Regions from separate parts of the Mus musculus genome. Here regions 2 and 3 are each linked to region 1. Evidence: chromatin loops called from intact Hi-C (ENCODE). Cell type or tissue: heart. All regions are shown on one strand.

Evidence for each region. A loop is a pair of places that touch in the nucleus more often than their neighbours do. Peaks named below come from ENCODE experiments on the same cell type or tissue, not always from the same donor. Only the 100,000 strongest peaks of a DNase experiment are listed, where the experiment ranks them.
Region 2: a loop joins it to region 1, with 9 times the contacts of the local background. A loop is called at or near these places in 15 of 42 quality-filtered maps.
Region 3: it touches region 1 in a loop (5-fold over the local background); 17 of 42 quality-filtered maps call a loop at or near these places.

Annotation. Positions count from the first base shown.
Region 1 is chr8:47,688,555-47,696,554 of GRCm38, forward strand. It overlaps Gm31692 (a long non-coding RNA gene), which reads right to left and starts at 6,842. Exons shown (of 6, transcript XR_003947547.1): 1 at 6,514-6,842; 2 at 1-1,625. It overlaps Gm31638 (a long non-coding RNA gene), which reads left to right. Exons shown (of 3, transcript XR_378945.3): 2 at 2,186-2,279. In heart, CTCF peaks have their summits at 1,601 (motif pointing right) and 4,770 (motif pointing left); a DNase peak (open chromatin) is centred at 2,417; H3K4me3 peaks cover 900 bases; H3K27ac peaks cover 720 bases.
Region 2 is chr8:47,529,381-47,537,380 of GRCm38, forward strand. Trappc11 (trafficking protein particle complex 11) reads right to left here and starts at 4,090. Exons shown (of 30, transcript NM_177240.3): 1 at 3,939-4,090; 2 at 1,272-1,497; 3 at 1-118. The coding sequence starts at 1,475. It overlaps Rwdd4a (RWD domain containing 4A), which reads left to right and starts at 4,265. Exons shown (of 8, transcript NM_203507.3): 1 at 4,265-4,563; 2 at 7,899-7,979. The coding sequence starts at 4,540. In heart, a CTCF peak has its summit at 3,905; a DNase peak (open chromatin) is centred at 4,171; H3K4me3 peaks cover 2,903 bases; H3K27ac peaks cover 1,795 bases.
Region 3 is chr8:47,550,484-47,558,483 of GRCm38, forward strand. Rwdd4a (RWD domain containing 4A) reads left to right here. Exons shown (of 8, transcript NM_203507.3): 8 at 212-2,354. The coding sequence ends at 244. Among named protein-coding and RNA genes, the nearest start is that of Rwdd4a, 21 kb to the left of the region's middle. In heart, a CTCF peak has its summit at 3,315 (motif pointing right); a DNase peak (open chromatin) is centred at 6,168; H3K27ac peaks cover 229 bases.

The sequences.
Region 1 (8,000 bases):
CTAACCCTTTAACACAGTTCCTCATGCTGTGGTGACCTCCAGCCATACAGTACTTCATTGTTACTTCATAACCATGTCTTTGCTACTATTATTAGTTGTAAATATCCGTGTTTTCCAGTGGTCTTGGGCAACCCCTAGGAGGGGGTCATTTGACCCACTCAGGGGTCAGGACTCACATGTTGAGAACCACTGGTCTCCCTTGGAGGAAGGAAAGGGCCGTTCTCCAGCTTCCTATAAAACTGTCATGTAGTCTGAGGGAACATTCCAGTGTCATATGAGACTATTAAAATTTAAATAGAGAAGTCGGGAGCCGGCTCAGTGGGTGAACCCCTAGTGAGGCCCTGAGTTTGGATCCCTAGAGTCCATGTGAAGCCCACAGGCTCACATCTGCAATTCTGGAGCTCCTAGGTCAACAAGAGGGCCTGTCTCAAACAAGGTGAACGGCTAGAGCCCACAGCCCAGTCCGTGCTCTGACCTCCAAACACGCACTGTGACACACATGTGCACACATACTGTTATGTATTTTCTGATGGACATAGAAAAGTGAATGGTGGTGCACGCCTCTCATCCCAGCACTCTGGGCAGATTCAGGTGGACCTCTGGGAGTTCAAGCGCAGCTTGGTCTGTACAGAAAACTGTAGGCCAGCCAAGACAACATAGGGAGACCCTGTGCCTTAGGATTTCAGTTGCTGCAATGAAACACCGTGACTAAAAACTAGTTGGGGAGGAAAGGGTGTATTTGGCTTACACCTGCACATCGGTAGTCAATCACTGAAGAAAGTCAGGCCAGTAACTCCCACAGGGCAGGAACCTGGAGGGCAGGGCTGGAGCTGATGCAGAGGCCGTGGAGGGGTGCTGGCTTCCTTCCCAGACAGCTTTCTAATAGGACTTAGGACCATCAGCCCAGGGATAACACCATCCACAATGGGCTGGGCCCTCCCCCATCAATCACTAAATAAGACAATGCCCTCCAGACTGATCTTTTGAAGGCATTTTCTCAACAGAGGCTCCCTCCTAACTGACGACTCTAGCTTGTGTCAAGTTGATATCAAACTAGCCAGTATCAAACTAGCATGGCATGGCATCCACATCCGTACCCAGTAGGGACTGAAGGATGCTGAAAGGACCTGGAGGCCAGATATGCTTTGATATGTTAAATAGGCGCCTCAGCCTTGGCCCTGATTTGAAACTTAGCAGGAAGGGACAGGGCACAGTCACAATTTGAACGGAGCAAAACCAAACTTCAACTGTGTAACTGCAGTGTCCAGTGTCTGGGAGTCACTCAAGATCTTCTGGGCTCCTCCAGGGCTTGGGCCACTTCTCTGGATCCACCCTCTGCAGCTCACGCAGCCCGTCTCCTAGGCTTTGGATAGCTCCCCTCCACTGCTGCTGCTGTTCTCGGTGGTCATCCCATGGTACTGGCATCTCCAAAACGCTGGGATCTGGTGCTGTAGTCAGACATCGACTGAACACTGAAGGCGGGTCTTCACTTCCTAATAAAAGTCTATTTTCCTGTGCTAGAAAGATGACTCAGCGGTTAAGGGCACTTATGACTCTCGCAGAGGGGCCTCTGTTTGATTCCCAGTACCCACAAGGTGGCGCACAACCATCTGCAGTATGAATACCTGAAAGAAAAAGAAATCTAAAAAACCTCTTGAAAGGTCAACTATCTTGGTGTAAGTGAAAACTATTTTGATATTACAAATAGCATTGATTGGGGGTAGACGTTGTTTTACATAAACAGAAATAAGTTTGAGGCCAACCTGGATTACTTGAGAACATATGTCAAAACAAATAAAGTACTTATACTACTGTCATATTTCTGCCCAACACTTTTTCTACTGTGTATCTTTTTATAATTAAATTTACAACGTATATATTAATTTGCATTTAAATGATGGGTAAATAAAATTCCATCATTTGAAAACAGTCCTGTCCTTGGTTATTCGGATTGGTTTTAGACTTTTTCTTAAATATAAGGGTTAAATGGCCATCTCATGCTTATCAATTTTTCTCTAGTTTTAAAAAATATTTCCTTAGTAGACGACCCTTGGGAGAAGACAACTAGGTAGGCGCTCTAATCGCCGGTGGGCTCTTCTCTTCTGCATTCCAGTTTGCACCAAAACCGATTGCTTCCCTTAGCGCCTTTTGTTTTCTCACTGTGGGATTTCCTATTTTTCTGCAGTGGCACTGACAGTCAGCACAATGGCCCCTGCGGTTCTAAGCCACAGTTCTACTTAAAAGAGAAACCCTAAATTTGCATCTGGACTTCTGCTGCGGTAAGTTACCGAAAGCTAAGTAAAGGAAACCCAGGAAAAGTGAGAGTCAGGACGCTAGCTTGTCGGAACACCTTCCCCACCTTCGGTCGAGACTGGGTCTCTTCCTGGCAAGAGGGGATACTTTGACAAAGGGAACAAAGGACAGGCTGGGCGCTTGCCCGGTCCTGTGACGAAATAGCAGGTTTCAGTCCGGCACCTTCCCGTCCCCTTCCTTTCCCATTATTACTTCGCGTGGTTTTATAAATACCCACACCCAGCTTCGTTTTCCTCAAGCACAGGACGTACACTCTTGAAGTTTTTCCTTTAGCTTTGACTCCATCGCCATGAGATTTAAACTCTGAGAAAAGTTTATAACTAGGTGGCTTAACGGGGCGCTGCGCAGGCCTTTAATCCCAGCGCTTGGGAGGGTAGAATTCAAATGGGATCTCTGAATTCAAGTGACAGCCAGGGGTACATAGAGAAACCCTGCCTCGAGAAAAAAAAAAAAAAAGACAGACTTGCCACACAAGGATGAGGGTGTCAGTTCTAGGCCCCAAAATCCACTTAAAATGTTGGACCTGACCAACACTTTATCGGATGGAAAACTGAGGCTGCCGGTCTTGCTGGCCTCACCTAGCTCCGGGCTCAGTGAAAGACCCTGTCTCACAGAGGTCTATATGGTGGAGTGTGGCAAAGCAGACCACCCAATGTCCTCTAGACACGTGCAACAGCACACATACATACACATACACCGCACATATTCATACACACACACACTGTTGAGGCAAACTGCATCTTGTGTTCTGATTTAGCAACAGATATCACGTGATATAATGTGGAGAGATAACAGTGGATATATTGTACTTGTGTTTTATAAAAAGATAAGGCAAGAAGAAATGTGTTTGGTGGCTGTGCGGTGGGGTGCCTCTGCGGGCCCATGCTGAGCCATCCCTTCCCCGTGAGGGACTAGCCACACGACAAGGGCGTTATAGTATAGAATAGAGTTTATTCAGGGCAATGGGGAAGGGAGTTGAGGAAGTAGAGTTAGAGAAAGGCAGAGAGAGAGAGAAAGGAGTAGAGGCGGGCCATGAGCACGTGGGGAGAGAGTGGAGAGGGTAATGGGGGGGGGGGGCGAGCAGGAGCAAGAGGACAGAGCAAGAAAGAGCAGCCCCTTTTATAATGAGCCAGGCACACGCAGCTGTTGCCAGGTAACTGTGGGGCGGAGCCTAGACTACACGCCCACAGTTCTTCCAAAGGACCTGAGTTTAGTTGCCAGCACCCATGTTGGGCAGCTCCACAAGCACCTGTAACTCCAGCTTCAGAGAGATCTGATGCCTGTAGACTCTGAGGGCCCCTGCTCTCATGCGCACACGCGCACACGCACACATCCACACATAATACAGATAAGAGAACCAGAGAACTGACGATACTAACACCTTTACTTTTATTCTCGCTCTGGGTACTACTTCGAGAGCACTTGTACTATAAAGTACTATATATTTTTTTGGCTTGTAGAAACCAATCAAGTAGTCAGAATTTACAGACAACGAAAACTAATAAAAGAGTAAAAGAGGGCATCATTGACTTATGGTGCATTTATTTAGTCGGCACATCAAAAATGTCACTGAAGAATTCAGAATTTCCATCAAAAGGTCATATGTTGTATAATTGTGCAGATAAAAGTTCTCAACACGAGAGCTAAAGGATGAAAATGAATCTCTAAAGATTCATATAAATCTGGATGAAGAACGTGTCAAGGATGTGTGCTCTGAAGGAAGGAAGAGAAGGCACAGAAAACCGGAGTGTCTACAGAAAGAATGGCTAATGGTGACAGTAATCAGAACCTCTGTGAACTGTCATCCACCCAAAAGTGAGACTATCAAGTGTGGTAGGGAACAACCCTTACTCCAAGCACTTAGGAGGGAAAGAAAATGGATCTCTACAGGTTCAAGGCCCACCTGCTCTTCATGCTGATCTCCAGGCCAGCCAAGGTTAACATTAGAAAGACAAGGAAGGAAGGAAGGAAGGAAGGAAGGAAGGAAGGAAGGAAGGAAGGAAGGGAGGGAGGGAGGGAGGGAGGGAGGGAGAGGGGAGGGAAGGAGGGAGGGAGGGAGGGAGGGAGAGGAAAGAAACAGGAGGGAGGGAAAGAAAGAAAGAAAGAAAGAAAGAAAGAAAGAAAGAAAGAAAGAAAGAAAGAAAGAAAGAAAGAAAGAAAGGAAGGAAGGAAGGAAGGAAGGAAGGAAGGGAGAAAAAGAAAGAAACAAATATGACTAATAGCAGAAATGTAGGTTAGAAAAAAGATGAAAAACTGTGTGTTCAAAAGGAAAAAGCTAACCTATTAGTAAATTTGGAAGCAAAATGTTAAAGTAATCCTAATGTATTTGACACATTAAATGCCCAATATTTGTTTGTTTGTTTGTTTGTTTGTTTGTTTTCCCAAATAAGCCGCCTTCTTTTTCCTTGCTTTTGAAGTTTATTTCTTAGGCAATCGTGCCTGTATGCTGCCCCCTGGTGGCCAAAGGATCTCCTCTTTGGACATTCCACTTATGCCTGAACTTTCTGGGGCAGGATGTTGTAACCCAGGGAACCAAGGGTCTGTTTGTTTGTGCTTTTACCCTAGAAAGAACACTAAAAAGTGAGAGGGTAAAGGAATTTGTTTCTAAGCCTGACAATGTGAGTTTAATTACCTGAAGGGTCCAAAGGGTACCCCATTTCCCTCTAAAAGGGCAGGCCCCACAGACTTGGTCCAACATTGAGACTAGGCTCAGTGCAAACTGGACTTCAGAAACCAAGAAGGATTTCTGATGGTTAGATTAAAGCCAACCTTCCTTGGGAATTTATGAAATAGGCTCCCACCAAAAGGAGTCATTTCCCTTGCCTCTGGCAGAAGAAATGTGGCTCTTCATTGGTTTATACCTGTGACAGCTGTCAGCATATCCAAGTCCATATTGGCTTCCCGGCCCCTTCAGTGCCTATTCACAAGCACCCATTACACATTTCCAAGCCCCATGCTAGCTAGCATCCTGGCCATTCTCACCCCAGATGTCCATTCGTTGTAAGGACAAGCTTTATCTCCCACAACCCCCACCACTACCCTCCATTTCCCCCACTCCAGTTGCCCCCCTCCCGTCTGTCCATGCACACACACACACACACACACACACACACCCAAACACACAAAAAACACACGGAAAAACTGCCATGAAATAAAAAATGATGAGTAAGTTCTGGGTTCAGTCTCCAACAGTGGAGGAGAAAAAGAAAAAATAGCAGAGTCTGGTTTAAAACTTATTTTAGCATGGTGGTGGTGGTACACGGTTTTAATCCCAGCACTTAGGAGGCAGAGGCAGGTAGATCTCTGAGTTCATGGCCAGCCTGGTCTACAGAGCCTGGTCACAGAGATACCTTGTCTCAAACAAACAAACAAACAAACAAATGTAATATAACTCCTCATTATAGTTTTAAATATGGAAGAAAATTACTTTTATTCATAACACATGTTATATACAGTATATCATTCTTTATTACCCCTAAGCATGTTGGTGGTCTTTTAGGGGAACTTGGATGAAAGTTAGAACTCAGTTTTTTCATCTACACTATTGGCATCCTTTAACATATTTAATGCTATTTTTATACTTTTTACTTATTAGCATTTTATTTATTTATTTATTTATTTATTTATACTCTTCCAGAGAATTTAGGTTGAATGGTAGTTCACAAGCATCTGAAACCCCAGTTCCAGGAGAATCTACTCCCCTTTTCTGGCCTCCCCAGTTACCATCATACACATGGTGTGCAAACATGCATGCAGGCAAAACACCCATACACATAAAATTATGTAGATAAATAAATAATAGTTTATAACTAAATAAAATCCTTAAAATTCAAGTTCTCGGGCGGAGCAGAAGATACAAAGCATCGTTCTAGCCATGAAGAGGTGTTGAAAGGTATTTTAACAAATGCTGGTGAGGATGTGGGGGAAGGGGAGTCCTTTCCCTGATGGTGAGTGTGTAAATTAGTGTGACCATTATAAAGATGAGTGTGGACATTTCTCATAAAACCTAAAGAAGACTGTATGTCATCCCTGGACATGAACCCAAAGGGGTCTGTATCCTACAGAGCCGCTTGCACATCTGTGGTCATTCAATAGCTAGGAAATTCAAAATCAGGGATGCATGATCGGAATTATTCCCAGGAAAGTGGGTGGAGCTAGATCACTACCGAGATAACTGGGGCTCAGAAGGACAGAACCTACCCGTTCTCTTTCATACGCAGATCCCAGCTTTGCATGCGTAGATTTGTTTAATTCTGAAGTGTCTATAGAGAACAAGAAACTAGAAAGAGCTCCGGAGAGGGAGGGACGAGCAGAACACACAAGATATGAAATCAGAAGAGCAGGGGATACTGGGAAAGGAAAGGCTTAAGCCAGGACAGGGATGAAGAGACAGGAGGAAGGAGGAGGTGGATGGAAAGATTTAAGCAGGAGATCAGGGGCAAGATGGCTCAGTGGGAAAAAGCCCCTGCCACGCAACCCTGACAACCTGACTCCACAAAGTTGTCTTCTGACCTCCACATGTGTGCTGTGGAACATGCGTGACCACAGACACACACACACATACACACACTAATGTCGTTTATGTAAAACTAAGACTTTTGGATCCTCATATATCCTGTGGTTACTTAATTCTAAAATGTACTTTTTAAAAAAGGAATTTTGAGCTGAGGCATTGAGGATAACGCCACGCCCACAAGCCCTGGGATTATTCAACAAAAACCCTAGTGAGTCTAGGTTCTGACAAGCTGGTATTTAAAACTAGCCATCTGTAGTGGATTTTTTTTTTCAACTTGACTAAGCTGAAGTTATTTGGGAATCAGGATTCTCAGTTAAGAAAACACCTCCATCAGATTGGCCTCTGGTAAGTCTATGGTGCGTTTTCTTGATAAAGGATTGTTGTGGGAGGGCTGAGAGCCCAGAGCACTGAGGCTAGTGTTATTCTGGGCTGGTGATCCTGGGTTATATAAGAAAGCAAGCAGAGCAAGCCATGAGGAGCAAGCCAGTAATCAGCATTCCTCCATGTCCTCTGCATCAGCTCCTGCCTCCAGCATCCTGCACGAGTTCCCACCTTGATTTCCCTCAATGATGGACTGTGGTATGGAGGTGTAAAGCAAATTAACTCTTTCTTTTCTGAGATGCTTTGGCCCAAAGGTCAGAAGGGTTTATCAGATCAACAGAAAGCACACTAAGACACCATCACTGCACCAAAATGCAGAGCATAACAAAACAGAGACCAACTTGGGAAGGGTTATTGCATGGCCCTGTTCTAGGTAGCAAAGTATGCAACTGAGGTTGGAGTATTTGTGTAATTGAACGTGACCGTCCTGAACAAGCTCAACATGATGGTGTGCCTTCTTGCTACCATGGTGGTGGCATGACTGTTGCTGTAGATAGTAAGACATTCAACCGAAATGGCTAAGCCATGTTGGAGTGTCACGGAGAGCATCCCACGGTGAGTAGCATCCACCATGTGAGTGTAAGGATGCCCTGAAATTGACTGAATGACAGGAGAATACATTGCCATCCCTGAGAGCATCGTATATGGGACAAGACTGCTGACAAGCAGTCATGTTGATGTGGCTACTCCTGGGCATAAAGGGACTTGCAACCGAGGACAAGATGGTCCTGAGGGGAGGTGTGCTCATGTAAGGGAGGCGTCTAAAAGGGAAAGGGACGTATGGACAGCA
Region 2 (8,000 bases), 160 kb before region 1:
GCTCGTCCCAGTCCAGCTCATAGAACACGACCACCAGCGCCGGCACCAGGTTCAGGTGCTTATTCATCCAGCCCGTCTTTAAGACCCCTTTAGGGATGTACCACTCGTACGACGTTCTCTGCCAACCGTGACAGAAACAGTTAGCTGGTCAGAAAAGAAGCTGAGGCTGCCTCCAGAGTGCCAGGCACTCCACAGGTGTGGGCCTCAGCCAGTGTGCACACTGCCCACTCCCAAGAGGAGAAAGTCAGCCCATCAGAAATTAATAAAAGGTGTCAGAGTGGAACCTCAACCCCACAAACACTACACTTCCCATGAGAGGAAGAATGTCCAGAGCAAAAAGCAAACAAAGTCCCAACAATGCCAAGGCTCTCAGCTCCTGTCAAAGTATTCAGCCATTTTCCAGGCCTGCTCCTACCCTTCCCCACTCCCATTTCTGTCCCTGTAAAATAATAAAGTGAACTAAAATCCACTATGCCTTCATTTGTTTACGTACTGTCCTGACAGCAATTCACCTTCCCTGTGGATAAAATAAAAATGGTTTAAAAATGGGGGAAGCTGAACCCAAGTGTAAAGGCCATGGATTCCACACGATGCCAGCAATGAGGAACGGGTAGCCCCACATCTTCCTTTTAAGAAGATTACTAAACTATGGAGACGTGGGGCTGGGGGTCAATGAAAAGGAAAGTGGGATGGGGAGGTAGAACGGACACTTTCTGCAAAGCCTGGGAGTTCCTGAGCTCAAAACTGGAAGAAAACTAACACTACAAGTTGTTATCAGACCTACACACACACACACACACACACAATCTCTCTCTCTCTCTAAATTAATTTTTTTAAAGATTTAGTCTATGTATGGGAGTACACTGTAGCTGTCTTCAGACACACCAGGAGAGTGTATTGAATTCCATTACGGATGGTTTTGAGCCATCGTGTGGTTGCTGGGAATTGAACTCAGGACCTCTGGAAGAGCAGTCAGTGCTCTTAACCACTGAGCCATCTCTCCAGCCCAATAAATTTATTTTTTAAAAAGAAAAAGATGTACGTTCATAGTATAGAAACCATTGCAATTAATCAGCTTGAGGTTAAAATTAGGCGTTATTAAGCATATGCATATATTCCATAGTGTATGAAAATACCCGTTTTTCCTTAGGCACAACCATGACCTTTACCCTGATAAACCCAGGGGTTTTATAGCACACATAATTGGGATAGGATTGGTAGGAGGAAGAGGACAGGGCTGTGAATGAATGCAAGTGATCTTATGTCATTACCTTTGATCTACATTTTGGATATTCATGGTCACCTGGGAGCACCTTGAAAGAAATTGGTACCCGGTCAGCTCTCCGATTGGCACAGAAAGCATCCCAGACTGCTCGATGGACAGCATTATAGACAACATCAAGGCCAGTGAGTGTAACAAAAGCCATCGGCCGGCAACATAACTCCACAGGGAAGTCCCACTGTGTGGGGCTCATGCTGAGGGCGTCAAGGAAAAATCTGAAACACAAATGCCAAGATAGGCATAATTAATTTTAAAAACCAACATCACTACCTAATTATAAACACTGCAAAAAGACAAAAGGCTTTGTATATACACAGTCAAGCAAATAGAAAAGAGCAACGTGAAAACTTTAATTACTAAGTCAGATTTATTAAAATTACTAATTGCACAATTTCAATTTCACAGAAAAGGTTGTACTCAGTTTTCAGATAAATTCTCTATTTCCAGTAATCTTTCAAAATGTATATCAAAGTGTGGAATGAACAGACTAAGAAAGCCGGTAAGTGAGGAAATTAAAGTAGTTCCAGCCTGGTATGCTGGCACATGCTGAAATCCCAGAGTGCAGGAGGCTGATACAGGAGGACCAAGTGTCCAAGACAGGCTGGTGTAAAACAGTAAAGTAAGACTCTGTCTCAAAAATCTTATTAAAAATATTCAAGTCATATACGTGCCCCGTTATCAACCACAGTCAATAAAAGTTAAAAAGCTATTGACTTACATATATATATATATATATATAAAAATCTAACTTTCTCTGATTTCTTTGGAATTACAATTATCTAATTTCTCAATACTTAGAATATAATTCATATAAAGTGTGAATTATTTAATAGCTGCTTTTTTGATTTTCATAATATAGGATGACATAATAGGTAAAGGAAAATGTCTAAGAGAGACACCAGTAATGAATGGAAATCCCTAGGGCATGTTGGTATTGTGTCCTTTCGTTAAGTCTACAATAAACGCAGGTATGCATTAACTTTACAAAATGACTGTACAAAAAAGGTGCTTATTCCAATCAAAAGGGTCACTATCTATTTAAAACAGTTCCTTATTTCTGACAGGATTTATCACCTGCTTTTTTAAACAGTGATCGCCATCATCACATTATACACACCACAAGGTAATCTCTGGGAAACTTTTAGTGTAAATGCCACCTGGTCCCTAAAATGTGGATTATTTCTACCTGAAACGCTAATCACCTTTACTAATTAGCTACCTCACACTCAAACGCTAAAGGAACAATGGATAGTGCAACATGAGTTGGAAAGCTTGCCAGAAATGATGTATCTACACCATAAGCTTGCAGAACTGCTTCAAAAGACCTTTGGGGAGGGTTGTGCTATGAGGGCAAAGAAATCCACAGCTTCTGGGGAGTAAGATGAAGAGCAAAATAGAAGTGGTCAAAATATAATATGGCTACCATATCTGCCTAAAACCAAACAGTCTAGATGAGAATGTGAAAGGGCCTTTTCCCTTGATCTTAGAGGCTCCAAAGAAATAGCTGTGGCCCTTGAATATTGACCGGCTATAAGGGGAAGTAGAATAAACTTGCAAAGTTTTAAAATTAGCACCACCTGAGAGGTATACAGCATGAATCAAAGAAAAAAAAAGTCAAAATTTCCAGCAGTTATGTTAGAAGGGAAAAGAGAAGTTGGCTCAGAAAGCACTCCTGAAAACCCATCATTGGAGAGGCAGAGGCAGGGGGCAGTTTCAGGCCAGCCAGGGCTATGGAGATATCAAAGACAGCCTCCCAACTCCCCCCCAAAAGAAAAAGAAAGATGTGGGATTTTAGATATATTCTATTTTAGCCAACAATATTTTCCAAACATCATTATAAGTTATCGATGAACTTGTAAAAACCTATTTGTGCATTGTCTTCAAGCCTGTGCGTATTTTATAGGAACTGCACACCCTCCGTTAAACTAGCAGATTTCAAGTGCTCTCTAGCCTTCCCTTAGTTACTGGCTCTCACAGCTGACAGTGTAAATCTTTTCCAACAACGTCATGAAAACTACACCAGCAATCCCGGCTTTATTCTACCTTACAAGCTTGGACACTTGCAATGGTCCTGACTATGCTGTAGGAAAATTTAAAAAGGAACGGAACAGGACAAGTGTTGACTGAATAGATTTCAGTGACACACAGGAAAGAAATCGCTTCCTGATTTCCCGGAAAATAATGGAGAAACCAAGCAAACCATTGACAGAGAGGGAACATGGAGAAGTACAAAGTTAAGTCCTCAGCACCAGATCACCTCGTCAGTGCAATCTATCATAGAAGAGAAACAAGCTAACCCAATCAGAGTATCTACTAAAGAAGACGGCTATCAATAAACAGGTGGTTTGGGATGCAAGTCACCGGCTAACAAGCAAGGATTCAGAGACATCCGATTGCAAAACGCTCAAATGAAGAACCAAAGGGCTGTCCCTAGGATCTCAGCATTAGGCTCTAGTAGCTGCCACTGGGCAAGGAGAATAACCTCAAAGTCCTAGAAACTGACATTATTTTCCTCCACCACTCCCACCTCTCTGGCAATAATTCTTTGCAGGGGAAGGAGAAACGCCAAGATTGCATCGGTGGACGCCAAGGGGAAACGCAGGCCACCAAGCCAGCCGGGATAGCCTGGCCTGGAAGGTCTCTGGGCCCAACTCACCCTGGCCGCACGCCCTGGACCCGCTGCAGCTGCGGCGAGTCGCCGTCAGCCCCGAAAGAGGCAAGAGAGCCAGGCAGGGGCGTCTAGGAATGCGGCCACCGACAAGCAACAGCCCCAGCCGCAGACCGGGCGACAGAAGGCGACACTTCCTTTTCCCCGCCTCCGCTGGCACAGGAAGCACTTCCTGGGCTTGAGTGACAGCACTCCACACCAGTCCTGGAATAGAACGGGTTTCCTTGTTAGGAAGGTGTTCCATTTCCTAGAGGAGAAAGAGTTGGGGGCGGAAAGAGAAGGAGCCAATAGGAGACGCGATCGTGAGAAGGGGCGGGGCTTCCTCGGTACCGCCCATCAGTAACTGGTCAGAGGTCTAGGTGTCCCTTAACGTGATCCCGGTTCCCGATCACACATAACGCGATCCTGGGTTCCCGGCCCACAATCGACTGCCGGTGGCTTGGTGCTGCCGAGGATCTGGAGCGCACGAGGTCGTACCCACGGCTGCGAGGAGGATTTCTCTAGACCGAGGCGCGGAAACGGGGTGCCCCGGCCTCCCGCCCGCTGCCCGCCCGTTCATCGCGGTAGCGAACGCCGTGCGCCCGGCACGATGGGTGCCAACGAGGACCAAGAGGTGAGAACCCAGGACTAGACACCCCTGTCCCGGCGCAGGTCACGACGTGGAGCACCCAGACTTCGCACGTGTCCTTTGCTCTGAGAACCTTCTTCGCCTGTCCGGATGTCCCACGTTGGTGGTTCCCCTGCCAGATAGCACTGGGCAACCTTATGGCCAGCAAGCACGAATGGGTTACGTGAGACTCAGCCTCCCGCTTCCCTCATTTGTCATTTTTGTATTTAGGTCTTCCTAGATTTCCTTGGTAAGATGAGTGTCCTTGGTCCACGACCCTAGAGCACTTGGCCGTCCTTAAATCCCTTGTGTGGCTTAGCGCTTGTGTGTCGAGTTATTCTGTCTTCAAATCTGAACGCCTTTAAATTTGAAAACTTGTGGTCTCGTGGAAAGGGTCGATCGAGTAAGTAAAATCTCTACAGAAAAATGAATGACCCTGGTGTTTCGGTTTCTGTCCATAATGCTCAGTGAAGTCACTCCTCAGTCTGTTGTTGAGGGATATACAATATTTTTGAGCATCCTCATGTCAATCAGAATTTTGTAGTTTGTGTTTTGGTTTTTGTTGTTGTTGTTATTGGTGGTGGTGGTTTGTTTGCTTTGCAAAATATCAAAGTCGGAAGGAATAGGTCCTATAAATCACCTGTCATTGAACTTTCCAACTCTGTAATGTGTCCAGATGAAAAAGGAAAAAGAGCACCCTAGCTTGGTGAACGTGGTAGAGTAAGGATTAGAAGATAAATCCCACCTGGCGGTAGTGGTGTACGCCTTTAATCCCAGTGTTAGGGTGGCAGAGGCAGGCTGATGTCAGAGTTTGAGACTAGCCTGGTGTTCCAAAAATGCCTTCTCAAACAAAGAAGACAAATCTTATGTAGCAGTAGACTCCTTGTGTAGTAGTAGATACATAGTAATTTGTTGTTTGTTTTGAATATGTTGCTTAAAAATTAACATTTGACAATGTGGGTGTTAATAGAATCTAGACTACAAATACTCCATACAGGAACCCCACATTCACAAGGTAATTGGTATCTGAATATCCTGCTAAAATATTCTTACCAGTTCAATGAATCCAAAGCATTAATAAATCCAGGTGAGGGAGACTAGAGAGGAAGGGTTAGAGACTACTAGTGAGTGGTTACAGACATAAATGGAGAAGAGGAAAGTCTAATGTCATTTTACACAGTGAATGACTCGTTTTACAGTACCCTGTGCATTTCATAATAGCTAGAAGAGCTTCGAATGATTCATTGACAAATAAGTGGTTGAAAACTTGGGGTGATAGTTGTAACAGGGACACTTACCAAAGAACTGCATTGTATCCCATAAATAAATACAATTTTTAAAATAGTTTTTTTTTTTAACATATATGAGTGTTTTGCCTACATATATGTATGTGTACCACTCGGGTGTCTGGTACCCAAAGAGGCTGGAAGAGGATGTTGGATACCCGAACTGGTGTTCTAGACAGCTGGGAACCACCATATAAGTGCTAGAAATTGAACCAGGTCTCTCCGTTCTTAACCCCTGAGCCATCTCTCCAGCCCCAACCAATAAAATTATTCTGTGTCAGTTTGAAAATAGTTCTTTCTCCGAGCAAAGCACAATGTAACACTTAATGGATTTGACTGCCGGGCCACCATCACCACTGGTTGCTGACTCCACCTCAGACCTAACGAGTCAGAATTTCTGTGGTAGAGTCCAGGAATCTTTGATTTCAGCAGCGAAGTTTTATTCTTCCTCATGATAGGTGTCTGGATCTTTGAAGATAGTTTCCTGCCCGGTTTTGAAGATACTGCCTTTGAAAAATAAAACAAAACAACTAAAAACACATCATATGTTTCCAGTTCACTTTTGTTCATGTATCTTAGTTCCTGTGCTGTCCTGAACTGAGTATAAGGACAGAATCCCCTCCATTTGCCTCTGCTGAAACCGTTGCATCACACTGTCTTCTGATTTACTGTCTGTCCACATCCACTTAGTGCTTTCTACAAAGTAGTTCATCCCACATCCTCTACTTATATATTTAGGTGTTAAATGCAATATCTAATGTGATAATGTTAATATTTACCCTGTTAAATATTATCATAACTTGGTTTAAAAGAACTTTGGAGGGGGCTGTCCTAATTCTTTCATCGGCTTGACTTATATTTTCTTATCAGATTACCATCCATCCATTTTAACAACCTGTCATCTCTTTTTGTTCCTGCCCAAGTTATTAATTAGAATATGGAAAGAGATTATGGCCAAAGTGACATTCTCGAGTCCAGTTTGAATGTCTGTGTTTTTCTTTGTTGTTGCTGTTCTGCATTGTTTTTGTGCTGATCTGTCCTGGAAAGGGATCCTTGCTGGGATCTAAAGAGACTGAGTCCGCCGACCTTCTCTAAAGTACAGAGTTCCGCTGAGAAGGATTGTTGAGCTATATCGTGATGTAATGCTTGCAGAGTCCTAAGGATTCTAAGCTCGCCTGCCCTGTTTCTTTATGATCTAATCTGAAAATTGTACATGGAGAATAAATCAAGGTCACCCTCTTTAGTCTGCAGAGTTAATGACGTCAATCTTTTTGAAAACTAAAACAGATACTCTTGTCTTTGTTTCTCCCAGACTCAGCTCTCACGCACAGTGATGGAGATTTCTCATTTGTGGGACCACAGTGTTCTGAGAACAAAGCCTGGGCAGGGGTTACTAATTAGCATCTTCTCTTCTAGTCTCTCGATCATCTTGAATAGATCCTGTCAATTTTCTTTCTGATATTCTTTCTTGGGACTGAGCTGTACTACATAAGCATTGTATTACTTTATGGAAATGATTACCGGTATAATTGATGTTCCTTTTCAAGTGGGAAATTGTTGTGCTTCCTAGTTCTCATTTCCAAGTATTTTCAAGTTGCTTTAACCTAAATCTTTCCTCTACAGTATAGAGAAGGAATATGGTAATGTGCTCTTCACGGGGTCTATTCGAGAATTAAGTGAGCTGATACAATGTGAAACTCGTTAGTAGCACTCAACACCTACCCTTTTTTTTTTTTTTTTTTTTTTTTTGGTTTTTCGATCAGGGTTTCTCTGGAACTCACTTTGTAAACCAGGCTGGCCTCGAACTCAGAAATCCGCCTGCCTCTGCCTCCCAAGTGCTGGGATTAAAGGCGTGCGCCACCACCGCCCAGCTCCCAACACCTACCCTTAAGGTACCTGTTGTTAATGTGATTGTACTGTGGTGGTATGCGCACATATATTCTTGTTTTGGGGCTACATTTTACATCAACTATACAATGTGGGTTTGAATGAGAAGTTAAAGTCTTTCTAATCCACGCATGCCATTTAACAAAATCCGCTGATTTCTTTTTCCAGATGGAGCTAGAAGCTTTACGGTCTATTTATGAAGGAGATAACAGTTTCCGGGAATTAAGTCCAGTGTCATTTCAATATAGGGTAAGACACAGCAGGGACAGC
Region 3 (8,000 bases), 140 kb before region 1:
TGCGGAACCGGCCTTTGCGGTTGTTTTCATACCTGGTGGAAATGATTTCACCTGGGGTTGGAAGTGGTTACATAGGTTAGTTATCATCTAAGCTCCCTGACTTGAACTCTATTTCCGTTATTTGTTGAATTTTGATTCTCATTAGAAACAATGACTTAAATACTGCAGATGTCTCCACTTAATACTTGTGTCTTTTTTTTTTTTTTATCAGTTAAGCAAAACTGGCTCTAAAGATGATGAGTAGCAAGCACCTGCCGCCCAAGCAAGAGCAGCCTTTGAAAAGCGGCCTGGTTCAGCATCTCTCCTTACTTTTTTCTCTGTTACTGAGTGGCTTTTTACAGGACATGTTCTTTTGTGAGTGTCTTGAAAAACACACAAGTGGAAAGTCAATGACGAGGTTTGGCTGTAGTAAATTATTTTCACAAACTTGCCTTAATAAAAGGTCAAAGTGTAACTTGTTCAGAGTACTTTCTGAAGCTCCTGAGCATCATGGCCGGTGGATGGCTCCACAGAGGGAAGTCAGTGGTAACTTAACCATCTGGGCCAAGCGATGTGATCATTTTTAAAGGCCAACAAAGCCGTGTTTGAACTCTCAGTTCAGAAGAGCCCAGTGCTGAGTCTCTGGCATTCCTCGAACGACCCGTAATGATGAGCGTCACCTCCTTTTACTTAGATAACAAAGCGTAAGTTGCTTCAGAGTATCTGAGTACTGGAGTTGGGCTTTATATGATTCTCTGTGTAGTTCCTCTTCATTTTCAGCAGGAAACTGCTTCTCCTTAATAAATTGATAACTGTTTATGCTTTTCTCTCGGACTGGATGCCGGTGTGTGATCATGAATGCTTTCAGTTATGTGAATAATAAAAGAATATAAGAAGAAAAGTGAGGGGCCGGAGAAGTGGCTCAGTCAGTAAAGGTTTGCTGTGCAAGCCTGAGGTCCTGAGTTCAGATCCCCAACAGCCACATAAAAAGCGGGGCATGACCTGAGACGCAGAGCTGGGGAGGCAGAGACAGGAGGATTCCCCAGCTTGCTGCCCTGACAGTCTGGCTGAGTCACTGAGCACCTGGTTCAGGTAGAGAGCAATAGAGGAAGATGTAGAACATAAATCTCTGGCCTCAACAGGCAAGCACATGTGCATACACCCGTTTGCACACACATACAAATACCAGGTACACTTGCATGCATGACCGTACACCGAACAAAACAAAAACAACAAATTTGCCAAATACGTTAGAAAAGCATTTGAATAAGTGCTAGCTCTTATTTAAGATAATTCTCTTTGCTGCATAGGTCAGGATGAGAGTATAAGATGCCTTAATATTTAATTTTTGTACCGTTGGAGACAGTGGTTTTAATAAATTCCTAATATTTGCCATCGTGATGTTTTGTTGTTGTTTGGTAATAGGTCTTTCAGGGGAGTCGGCGTTAAACACACTTCGAATCTGGGGGCAGTGCTTGGGCTTTGTGGGGGTTTTGGTTTTTGGTAGGTTTTTTTTTGTTTGTTTTGTTTTTTTAATAGTGTCTTTTCAAGTATCCAAATGTGTTTCCTAATCTTGGTGTCTGTTCAATAATATATATCCACTCTTTGTCATGTTGAACTATTGTTATACATGCTTGGTTTTTAAAATCATTAGGAAAGGAAACTTGCTGTAGTTTTATTAGGAGAGGTATTGGGGTGTGTGTATGTGTGTGTGTGTATTACAGTGATTGTGTGTGATTCCACGTTGTTAGAACACCAAGCTATACTGTGTAGATTATATCAGGTTTTAAAGAACAATCAACTTTTAGAGAAGTTACCTTAGCATAAGAGCAGATAGATCTGTGGATTTCACAAAGTTACCCCTGGCTCTGGTTAAACTGTGTGAGCTGTAAAGTAAGTGTAGTCACAGTGAAGAGTTTGCTTTTGTCTCGTTTTCTAGATGAATATTGGAGATGCCTAGACTATAACAACTTTTCTTTTCAAGCTTCCGTTTGTGCAGTTTTTATTGTCATCTTGATTTGTTAGATTTTTTTTTTTTAAAGAAACATCCTGTAATAGAAAAAAAGTATTTTGTTCTGTTCTAAAGGTCATTTCTCTGGTAAAAGTTACTGTGATTCTTAGATTGCAAAGAATAATGCTAGTTAAATGCCAATGAACTATTTTTACTCTTTTTCTATGAAATGTATAGATCTCTGGGGCAGACGGTGGCAATGGTATCCCTTTTTACCTTATAAACACTTGAACACTTGCATCAGAAATAATGCTGACCTGATAATGCTCCCACTATATTTTCTCAAAGTCTGTTTACTTAAAATTGTATGAGATGACATGACTAATAAGCAATAAAGACTGAATTATAGTGATTTTTTTCTATATGTTTTGTTTCAAATCACTTCAGAAAGAATAACTTTTTAAATCTGCAGTAAAATTATCTTATGGTGTGACATGTGTGCTCCTGCTGGAACCATTCAAAGTGTCATATTCGAAGAATATTAAAAAAAAAAAAAGCTCAAGAGAAAGTAAGGAGAAATAAGAAGATGGAAATTTCAATGTGGAAGTTAAAAACAGTTTGAGCTTCTGGTCAGCCTAGAACTAGAAGTTATACCCAGACCTGTCTGCACACTTACTGGCTCAGACCCATTCTCCAGCAAAGGCCCTGAGTAAGAGGGCCTGCCTTGAACTCTGGTTCTGATGGAGAGCTAGCTATACACAAACACATACACTGCCAGTACACACTGTATCCAAGAGTTAATACACACTTGAATTTTGTAACTGGTCTTTTAATATTTTGTGGGTTCTTCTTTCTTCCACCCTTCTCCACCCTTTCAACCCCCTAACAGTAGATAGGGGAAAGAAAGGAGAGGAAGCAATGTAATGGTTAAACCGCTTCCTACTTATTGGGGGCTTCGAGTTGTCAGGATATCTAATTTCTTCTTTCTTCTTTGCACGCCACTACTTGACAAACCATGACCAACAGCAACCAACAACCCACCTATCAGGGTTGTAGCATTTATATACCCTTCTGAAAAGTTCCCAGAATTACAAACATCACACAATCACAGTAACTATCTATCTGCAGCTGGCAAAACACGCCCCTGCAGAGCATGAGGCAAATCATAGTCACCTGCTGTGGACACTCTGAAGCCGCCCTATGTCCCACACCTAGCATTGAAACAAAAACACATACTTAAATATTTCTGTCTTTTAAAGAATCCAAAATCCCAAAATTCTCCCTGCAGGATTTCAGCCCAAATCCTGCCCCCTAATAATGGTTATCCCTTGAGTATGAAATGACTCCCGACAGGCTCATGTGTTGGAACACATGTTTCCCAGCTGGTGGCGCTGTTCAGAAAGATTGTGGAACTTTTGGAAAGAGGAACCAGCCTAGGTCAAGGCAATAAGCAAGGCTGGAACTGTGGATTCTCTGTGGGCAGGCGACCAGACCCCACCCCAAGCTCTCTGCGTCATTTCCACTGAAATGAGTATGTGCGCTCATTGCTGTCACCCCTGTGCCTTCCCGCCATGAGACCATCCCCTGAATCATGAACCAGAATGTCTTCTTAAGTTTTGTCGGGTGTTTGTCATTATGATGTCAAGGTAACTGAGGCAGTATGAAAAATACAAAACAAACTTTGACAAAAACCTCAAACTATGGTTTTAGTTTAAGATGGTACAGGGGCTGGCTAAAGGGCTCAGCAGATAAAGGTGCTTGCAGGCAAGTCTCAATTTTTGTTCAATCTCTGGGACTCAAACAATAGAAAGAGAACTGATTCCTCTGATTGCCACATGCTCTGTGATACCCCACCACACACAAAAATTAATAAAATACTATTTTAAAAAATATATTAGCCAGACAGTGGTGGCACACGCCTTTAATCCCAGCACTCGGGAGGCAGAGGCAGGCGGATTTCTGAGTTCGAGGCCAGCCTGGTCTACAGAGTGAGTTCCATGACAGCCAGGGCTCTTGGAAAAAAGAGAGAGAGATTAAGTGGTACCCAAATTACAAAGGTATGTAGGTACGTGATAAAAATGAACACAAATCTACTCTAGAACAACCACATTCAACACACTTCTCCAAATAGATCCTTGTAGCACATGGAATGTCTGCTTAGCCTCAGGTACCATGGGCAGTCTCACACCGTCCTGTAAGAACCTGACAAGAAAAACTTGAGTAAGAGCCACCAGGATATAGTGACATTCGCATACCCTAAGTACTTTTTAAAAATAACTTACTATTTTTATTTGATGTATGTTAGTGTTCTGCCTCCATGTATGGCTGTGTGAGGGCGTCAGATCTCTTGAAACTGGAATTGCAGACAGTTGTGAGCCATCTCGTGGGTGCTGGGAATTGAACCAAGGTCCTTTGGAAGAACAGCCAGTGCCCTTAACTGCAGAGCCATCTCTCCAGCTCCACTCCTAAGTATTTTAAAATAAGGGAATTGCATACATTCCAAGAAACTTAAAAATCAGCAAGCAGGAATGCCCCATACAGAACTTGTCACCGGAAAGCAGTCACTAAAGTTAGTGTGCAGGGAAGAGAAGTCAGGCCAGACCAACACCCTGTAGAGTGAAAGTAATGCTAAACCTCTAGTTTAGATTTTTCTTTTTTCCTTTTAGATTTCAGCATTAAAACTTCATCCATCCCATAGCATTTCTCCACTGGCCGCAACAGGTCAGATTAACTAGATAAATCTAGCCCCAATTTCTGCTGGGGACTACAGATATGCCCAAACCTACACTTTATTTCTTCTTCTGTTTTTAATATTTATTTTTTTATTCATTCATCCATTCATTCATTTATTTAATGTAAGTACACTGTAGCTGTCTTCAGACACTCCAGAAGAGGGCATCAGATTTCCTTAGGGATGGTTGTGAGCCACCATGTGGTTACTGGGATTTGAACTCAGGATGTCTGGAAGAGCAGTTGGTATTCTTAACCACTGAGCCATCTCACCAGCCCCTACACTTTATTTCTTAAGACAAATACGCAAGCATGGCAGTCTTTCCAGAGGATGATGTAGTCAGAAAAACAATAAACTGTGTGTGGTGGCTCATGCCTTGTGTGTTTGAGGAAGGGGGGCGGGGCGGGCACACGACTGTGGAGGATTTGAGGTGAGTGTGGGCAACAGAGAGCCTGTTTAAAAATAGAAAGTTTTTCCAAAGCTCTCAGGGACTAAACCACCAACCAAAGAGTACTCATGGAGGGACCCATGGCTTCAACCACATATGTAGCAGAGGATAGCCTTATTGGGCATCAATGGGAGGAGAGATCCTTGGTCCTTTGAAGGCTCAATTCCCCAGTATAGGGGAATGCTAGGGCGCTGAGGCAGGAGTGCGTGGGCGGGTGGTGGGGCACCCTCATAGAAGCCGGGGGAGAGGGGAGTTTGTGGAGGCGAAACTGGGCAGGAGGATAATGAAATGTCAATAAATAAAATAACCAATAGAAAAATAAAAATAAAAAATAGGAAGTTTAAAACTCCTGCTACTGACAGACTCCCTTCTTTTTAGCATAGAATTTCTACAAAGTAAAAGCAGCGGGAATGACAGTCTGGCAAGGCTGTGTTTCAGAATTCAGTGTTTTGCCACAATCCAGAGTGTTTTTCAAACTGCAATTTATGGTCCATTCATGAAGAAAGAATGGGCGGTCTTTGCTAGCACTTTGTTTTTAATGAGACAGAACTAGAACCGAGCAGAGAATACCAGCATGCCCCCTAACTTTTGTGGGGGTGCTTTCTTCTTTGTGAGAGCTCGCTTGGGTTTCTGTGCTGGTTTGGGTACCGAGTCATGATGTCAAACTTACTAGGAATCGGAGGTGAAAATGAGAATCTAGAAGCCACGGTCTGTGAAGACTCAAAAATGTAAAAACATAATTTGCCTGTGGAGCGCTGAGGATTTTATTGCTGATGATCAAGTAAGGAAAACCATTAACACCAGGCGTAAGAGTGGCTTTGTACACATGATGACGAAATGTTCAAGCGAGGATCATGGCAGATAGGAAGAGTCCAGGGGACATCTCCGGTAAAGGCACATTCTTTTCCTTGTTCTCATCTCTAATAGACGAGGACCAAAAGTCAAAAAATACGTCCTGTTTTCCCACGGGTTCCACTTGCTGAGTCTCCTGCATGAATCTAGATTCTACGATAAAGTGTTCTAATGGGCTGAGGAGGGCCGAGTTGAAACAGTCAGGAAGTGGCCCCACCCTGCTGGTTTTTCCAATTGTGAGTCCAGGTCTCTGTGACTTAGGAAGTGATCCAGAGTGCTGTTGGGGTTTAGCCTGCTGAGGCTCTGACTGTGACTTCTAAGCAGCATTCTCTAGGCCGTCCTTTCTCCTTTTGTTAATACAAGAAATGTTATCTTAGAGAAGTAGGAAAATGTCCAAGAGAAAGAGAGAGACAAAATAAAAGCTTATTATTATTATTATATTATTGCTGGAAATTGAGCCTAGGGCCTTATGCATGCTAGACATTTGCCCTACCACTGAGCTGTGTCCACAGCACATAGATTTAAAACATCCTGTGTGAAATCCAATGTGACCAAAAAGAGGAGGAAGAGGAGGAGGAGAAGTAGCAGGAGGAGGAGGAGGAGCAAGAGGAGCAGGAGAAGGAGGAGGAGGAGGAGGAGGAGGAGGAGGAGGAGGAGGAGGAGGCAGGACAATGAATAAAACCATGTGCAGCTTTTGCAGAGGACCAGAGTTGGGCTCCCAGCACCAGCACAGGGCAGCCTGTAACTCTCGTCCCATGGGCTCTGTCACCACCTTCTGGACTCCGTGGGCACCTGCATACATGTGGTACACTCAGACACTCAAACACAACAAACAAATCCTTTTTTAAAGACTATTTATCTTATACATGTGAGTATATTGTCTCTTCAGACACACAGAAGAGGGCATCAGATCCCATTACAGATGGTTGTGAGCCACCATGTGGTTGCTGGGAATTGAACTCAGGGCCTCTAGGAGAGCAGCCAGTGCACTTAACCGCTGAGCCATCTCTCCAGCCCACAAATAAATCTTTTTAAATAATATGATGGATACTAAAGGTCAGAAACATCTGGAGGAAGGGCTTCGGGGCAAAGGCATGGCTCAGCAATTAGGAATGCTTACTGCTCTTGCAGAGGATGGGGGATTATTTCCCAACACTCCATCAGACAGCTCACAACCACCCGGAGCTCCAGTTCTGAGGAATCTGCTCACACTGCAAGGTGAAGCTGGAGGGCCTGTGGTGTGTTGTTGTTGTTGTTGTTGTTTTGTTTTTTGTTTTGTTTGGTTTGGTTGGTTGTTTAAGAAGACCAAAGGTTGCCTGTGGCCAGCCTCCCTTAGGAAACATCATGAATCCCTGTTAAACCCTGTTAACCCCTGTTGCCTGGTGAGATTCACCCCGAGACTCCTGGAGTGGATGCACACAGCTCCCCCACATCCCTTAACTGCCGTGTGTCCTCAGAATCCTTTCCTGGACGTCTATGCTTCATCCGTTTTCCATTTCACTTGACAAATGCCCTCCAGAGGCAGCTCAAAAATTAACTTTTAAATTGACAAATGTGAGTTGTTTTCATTAAAATCCCCCAGGATAACGGAGAAGCTATGGAGTCTGGAATATAGGGATGTCTGTCCATCTGCTAAAAGAAAAGCCTAGCTCCTGCCACGGGCTGGCCAGTGGCATCTGCTCAGTTGTCCCTGCGTGTCCAGTTTACTCTCTCCTGTCTAGGTTTGAAAATATCGCTTTAGTAAAAGTCATACATGGTCTGGCGTGTCTTTAGTCTCAGCACTGGGATCAGAGGCTGGCGGATCTATGTGAGTTCAAGGCCACCCTATTGTAAAGAAAGAATTTCAGGCCTTCCAGGACTGTGTCTGAAAGTCAGCCATCAAGTTACTTTGAGACCTTTCTGCGGTGTCCCTTCTTATCTCCTTCCCATTCCAGGCAGATGATTCTGTGGCCCATGTCTGTGACCCCATTCCCTGTGACCCTGTCATGTGGCCTTTGTCCCGGCTGTTGCCTGTGCTCCGGGAAGTCCTCTCCAGACTC